2 separate regions of the Mus musculus genome follow, and region 1 is linked to region 2. Evidence: chromatin loops called from intact Hi-C (ENCODE). Cell type or tissue: left cerebral cortex. All regions are shown on one strand. Each heading gives the region's core, and the rest is flanking DNA. Links, peaks and the distances in the headings are about the cores only. Region 1 has its middle 45 kb from the start of Gm25388. Region 2 holds the start of LOC105244150.

Region 1 (2,910 bases), core at 151-2,650, 570 kb before region 2:
TAGAACTGTTCTCAGCTACTGTAGTAAGTCACACATTGGGGGGGGGGTCGTTTATTTGTTTTTGTTTTTGTTTTTTTTTTCTTGCACATAAATCAAGAAAATTTGAGGTAAGCATTAAATTTTAATTTTTTTTTTTTAAAATCTCTGCTTTGAAAATGGTCCTAATATAGTGATGTGGACTTTCTAAGCCACAAGAGTGAAAAGAGGGTGGAAAAAAAAAAGCTGAAAAGGACATCTCAAGAATGGAATTACTTAGTTTACAGTTAACTTTTCACTTTCAGAGAAGCATTGTCGTCTTACCTGGTATTATATTTAGGGAGTAATAAACAAACAAATGAAAAACAGGAGTTAGTATTCTCCCTCTTTTGTGAAGTCAATGTTCTCAAAAACTATTAAAGAAACATAATGACCTTGCTTTGACCTGGCCCCTAAAAGGACCAGGATCAATAAAAGACAGGTGTCATCCCTCACAAATGTTTTAGCAAGGACGGTGATGTAGAGTCCTGGAGAGAGAATAGCACACCGTTCTAAACTGGCTCAGCCCATCTGCATTTGTGGTGGGTATCTCTATATACCTAAAGTTTTAATTAGAAAATTCCTATAATAAGGGTTTGGCAAGAGCCATCCTCTAACTTACAACAGAAAGAAGATTAGAAGCAGTGACAAGGCTGAAATTATTCTTATTGATAGAGTGGTGAGGGTGCCTTCAACTTGAGTAAAAGTAATTAGGTTAACTTTATTTCTTGCCTTGGCAGCGCCTTCTCCCTTTGTTGATGTAATCAAGCCCCCTTTCCTTCACTGCTCTAAATCACTGCAGAGTCCTTAGAACCAGAAAGCACAAAATGCTTGCTGACTAAAGGGCTCTATTGAGTGACTTCAGCTCCCGCTGCCTGAGGACAGACTGCATATTGAAGCATAAGAGGGGAAGGGGGTGGGCTTCAAAAGAATTAGCGCTTGCTTTATTTGGTCACAATCTGACTCCTACATGATTCTGATTTTATTGGAGAAGACTTGAAGCTGTCAAGGATAAATTAAGGAGTAAATAATCCCCCTGTCGCTGAAAAGGGACCACAGAAAGACTGGGGTCTCGAGGTTTCTTTGTTAGCACGTCCCGTCGGCTCTTTACTGTTGAGATTGTTGTCAGTTTTCTAGACACAGAAGTCATCTCCTTCTTGCTCCATGCTCTGTTTTGGGTTAGTTTGTGTCATTTTTCTTGCAGTGGAAAATTTCTGTGTCCTGAAGAAATGCTTTCACCTGCCAGTGAGGTAAACACAGTATGCCCTGTTTTACCAAAAGAGGGCAATGTTGCTGTGCGGAACCTCCTCGCTCTGCTCCAACTGGGTCCCCAGAATGGTAAATAATCGCCTCTGTCTGTTCCCTTTCACCGCATAACAAGTTTGCACATGTCTCTGCGCTTTGTAGTTAATCTGGACTTTGTAACTATCTGTCCTACCTATTAACGCCATCCACTCCCAAATTGTTTAAAGGGTAATGCCTTTCACTCCATGCGTGACTGGCACACGCGGGCGGAAAAGCTGTCTCTGTAATTCTGCTCTTTTCTCTATGCCATTGATAGACAAGAGGAAAAACAGCCTGCTTTATGAAATGTTGAAAGGCGTGTCTACTATCCTCCTATTCCCAAACATTCGGTCAGCAAAGTGTCTATTCTTGCTCTCCACGGGTAACCAAACAGAAAAGCCAAAGTCGGGGGTGGGGGAAATTGTTTTCAGGAAACTTACTTGAAAATTAGCCCTTGTTCTATTAGCTAAGACATGAGTGGAAACTAATACCAGGATGCAGATGATAACTGGTTAACTGGCAGTCGGTTTCTTTTGTGGAGTCTCGGGTTGGTTTTGTTCAACCCCCTGTCAATTCAGGCCTTTATGAAAAACTTGCTTTCTTCAGGAAGATGCTAAATTGGTGTTAGTTCTTTTCTTTAAAAAGGATGGCGTGTCTTAACCTTATCCTGCTTCTGCTTTAGGGTTTTATGTATTTTATTTATTTTGTCGCTCCTTTAAAGACTTGTGATCTGATTGTTTCTTGGAAAGTACAATTTAGCTCTTCCCTGGACGGCTTGTTAGAGGAGGAGAATTCCTGGGGTGTTTTTGGTGAAAGAAGGGACTCTCTGGAGAGTGCTTTTGCTCTCTTAAGTCCCTGCGGTACATTGCCACTAGAGCAACCTGCTTCCACGTTTAAAACACCTCCTAGCTCATTTCCCTACATATACATGTTTACCCTTATGTATAACACTAATCTTGCTTTTGTTTTTATTAGTGATTCATGTTTAAAGTTTATTAAAAAGAAAAGGCTGTAGACATTTTTCTTGAGCATTAAATAACACTGATCTCATTTTCTACAAAGCTGTCACTAGTCATTTTATCAGAACCAAAAATCAAAAAAAAGGTATAAACCTCATCATCATTAAAACTAAAAAATAAATTAAACAAAAAAAAAAAAAAAAAAAAGAACTAGGTTCAGAGTGATAAATTCTTGAAGGAAGTGGAGGGCTTAGAAGAGCCTAATGGTGTTTTTCAGTTTCTAAAGTGCCTCGTGTTCTTATATTTAACTGGGCTTCAAAGATTTAAGTAGAATCTATCATCCTTGGGACATCAATAAAACCCAAAGCAAGCCATGGCTGCTGTAGGCGCTCCCAGGAAATCCTTATTTAACATTGACTTCGTTTACAGTGGCTCTGTGCTTTCATTTCCTCTGAGTTAAAGCCCACAGTCTCATTTCTGCTTCCTTCCCCTACAACTCTCCGTGTATGTACATGAGACAGTCTACATTATTAAAAGAATAATAACTGTCTTGCAGGTTTCTGAACCCAAGATTGTATTTTCTTTCTCAAATATTCATTAAAAAAAATAGAGATTCTATTTTATTGAAAGTGCTCTTTAATGAATAGTATTC
Region 2 (2,910 bases), core at 215-2,714:
TCCTTCCTTTCTCTCTCTCTCTCTCTCTCTCTCTCTCTTTCTTTCTTTCTTTCACCAACCTGAAGACAGGAGATGAGGCACATTCTTTTCGATTGTCTAGGAAGGTCAGTGAGAACACTGCTGAGGCGTTAGCTAGAGAATTTATTTCCTTTCCAGGGGAAAAAGAGATTGGGACAAAATAGGAGAAAATGGTCCGAGTATACTTTATAACGCATAATCTGCCCATTTCTCTCACGAGAAAGTGGTTTTGCAAGGGCCTGGGATAGCATCAGACGTGAACACAGCTACCAGCATGGAAAGGAAACAACGGTGGCCTTCATTCTCCTCTCTTAAATAACTGCAATGGTATATGCTCGGTTCCTTTCTTCAAGTGGTACTAATATATTTACTTTTGGGGAAAATGTACAAATAGAAAATGGTACGTAAGAGTCCAGCGAAGACATAATATTCAAACTTCCTGATCTTCCCACTTCCAGCCCAGTGATGGGTCACTATGCCAGTTTGCCTTGATTTCTGACTAAGAACTGTTTCTGTACCCCGTGTAATTCACTGGCCACGCCTCATCACTTCACCTTCCTGGTTAGATCTGCAAATTTTCTATGTATCAGCACCCCAGAGTGTAGAGTTCCTATGCCTGAGGCATTTGGCTCAGAGGAAACAGTGTCTTAGGGGCCAGAGAGATGACCACAAGAGTTGGCTACTCAGAATCAAAACCGCAGAAGAGAGACACCCAAAAGTTATCAAGTAACTTCCACGACAGCGCCCATGGCAGGTGAGCGCATTTGCACACACATGTGAACATGCAATCAATATTAATGCAAAATGAATACAGTCTCAATCGACTGATAATTGATAATTCCAGCAGAGTAGCTGATCTTCATTCATCTACGGGAACCTTGATGAATAAGACACGCGTCAGGGAGTGTTGTGACAGAAACGCCTGAAGATGGAGATGGCAATGGAAGTCTGCAGAAATATTTACCTGCAGAGAAAGCCCCTTTAGATGGCAGCCTTGACTGGACTTCCAACGGCCAAAGGACCAGACTTGGAAGATCACAACAGGTTGCGCCATCCTGAAGGCCACAAAGATGTAAAGAAAGGACAGTGGGGCTGAGATGGTGAGTCCTGGAACCCAGGCCTCGCTGCTTCTTCTGGACCCTCGGGGGGCACAGTGGCTTAAAAGTAGCTCGGGCAGACATTTAAGACGCCAAGTTCTTCTTTATTTGGGGGTTTTCACTGACAATTTCCTATCCCCAAAGTACACTGGACTTTGTAGTGGAGAGGGAGTTGGGGTGGAGAAGCGTCGAAACGTTTAAAATCAACTTGGTTGGAACTTGCAGAGGAGTTGAGCCAGGGGTGTCCCGGTTGGCGCTCTGCGGCTAGAGGGTGGGGCAGCCCCTCCATCGGGCGGGGAGCGCGGAGGGCTGGGCCTGCGGCCTGGCGGCAGGGCGCGGTGGGTCATTGTTTCCGCGGCCGCTCCTCCCGCCAGGCCGGCGTCACTGGCAGGGCGCCCGGGCGGGCGGCGGGTTATTTATAGCGCCGGCTGCACGCGTCACGGAGCCCGGCCGGGCTGACGGGGCCGCTGACGCGCTTGGCCGCGGGGCCGAGGGCGCGGGGTGCGCGCGGGCGGCGACAATGAACCGGAGCGCGCGCCTCCGGGGCCTCCGCGGGCCGCTCGGCAGCCCCCCGCCCTCGGCCCCGCGCCCCCCGCGGGGGTGGCGGGCCTCAGCCACGGCCTCCGCCCCGGGGCTCAGCTCGGCGGTCCGCTCTCCCTGCCGCGCGCCCGGACTGCAGGACGAGCTGGAGCTGGGCTGCTCGACCACTCCGCGCCCGGGGACTCGGCGACCTGGGGCCGGGAGCGCTGGGCAGGTAACGTGTATTGGACCGGGCTGGGGGCTCCGGGAGGCCCGGGGGCGGCCCTTCCCCGACTTCTGTCCCCGCGGTGGCCCGCGCCGGGGCAGGAAGCCGAAGTGGGTGTGGAGCGCCAGAGCGGGAGAGAAACTTCAATGAGACCAGTCCAGAGAGGCCGGCGCGACACGGGCACCCTGTCGCCCTCCTCCCTAAACCCTCCCGGGCCACTCCTTCCCCGTGTTTCCCCGATCCGGAGGCCCTCCGACTCCCACCCTGGCTCTCCCGAGCCCCACTGTCGCCCTGGCAGGTACTTTTAGGGACTTGTTGGCCCCGGAGGCCAGCCTTGAGCCCGGTCCTTCCGGCTGCTCCGCAGCCCCTCGCACGTGGCAGGCAAGCAGGCTGCGGAGAACTTTGCTGCGTCTTCTAGGAAATTGCAATCGATTTGTAACGCACTTTCGCTAATTGGGAGTTCAGAATTAAACTTTAATAAAGCATTTGTGTTGTCTCCTCTAATTGTGAAGGCTTCCATTCGTCCTGGTAGATAGACTCTAAGTCTGGAGTTAATGGCGCTAAGCTAGATCTTCCCTCCCCCCCCCACCCCCCACCCCCCACCCAGTACAATTTCGTCAGCCGTCGTCGGCGCAGCTGGATTTCTGTAAGGTACAGATGTTGCTAATGGCAGCTTAAGCACGGATGGGCAGATAACATACGGAATGCAACATGTTGCCATATGGTTCCTTTAGCCTTTCACCTCTAGGGATATCAATCATATATATTCTGGGAGGAACCTAATGACTCTCTGAACAGCAAAATGAATTACCTGGTACAATTTATATCCCTTGACCTGATGCGTTATAACAACAGGAAGATAGCATCGCCCGATTGCTGTGGTATAAATTGAGTTACAGAGCTACATTTCAAATTCTATAATCAACTATTGGTAGTCTGAGGGACCCTATCACATCATTCTGGCAGTAAAAATCGGTTTCTGCATCTTCTTCCTCCACCCTCTTCCATCTATAGACATGCATAATTGATAAAGTTTAACAAAACTGATCT

The links. Hi-C counts contacts between places; a loop is a spot of excess contacts. Peaks named below come from ENCODE experiments on the same cell type or tissue, not always from the same donor. Only the 100,000 strongest peaks of a DNase experiment are listed, where the experiment ranks them.
Region 1: it touches region 2 in a loop (3-fold over the local background); 6 of 42 quality-filtered maps call a loop at or near these places.

Annotation. Positions count from the first base shown.
Region 1 is chr2:57,697,380-57,700,289 of GRCm38, reverse strand. No RefSeq gene overlaps it. Among named protein-coding and RNA genes, the nearest start is that of Gm25388, 45 kb to the right of the region's middle. In left cerebral cortex, for the core only: a CTCF peak has its summit at 1,288 (motif pointing right); a DNase peak (open chromatin) is centred at 1,345; H3K4me3 peaks cover 384 bases.
Region 2 is chr2:57,122,788-57,125,697 of GRCm38, reverse strand. LOC105244150 reads left to right here and starts at 1,004. Exons shown (of 3, transcript XM_017319363.1): 1 at 1,004-1,090; 2 at 1,384-1,590; 3 at 1,692-2,364. The coding sequence starts at 1,004. The coding sequence ends at 2,168. It also overlaps a transcript of Nr4a2 not described here. In left cerebral cortex, for the core only: a CTCF peak has its summit at 1,363; DNase peaks (open chromatin) are centred at 1,484 and 1,825; H3K4me3 peaks cover 1,629 bases; H3K27ac peaks cover 575 bases.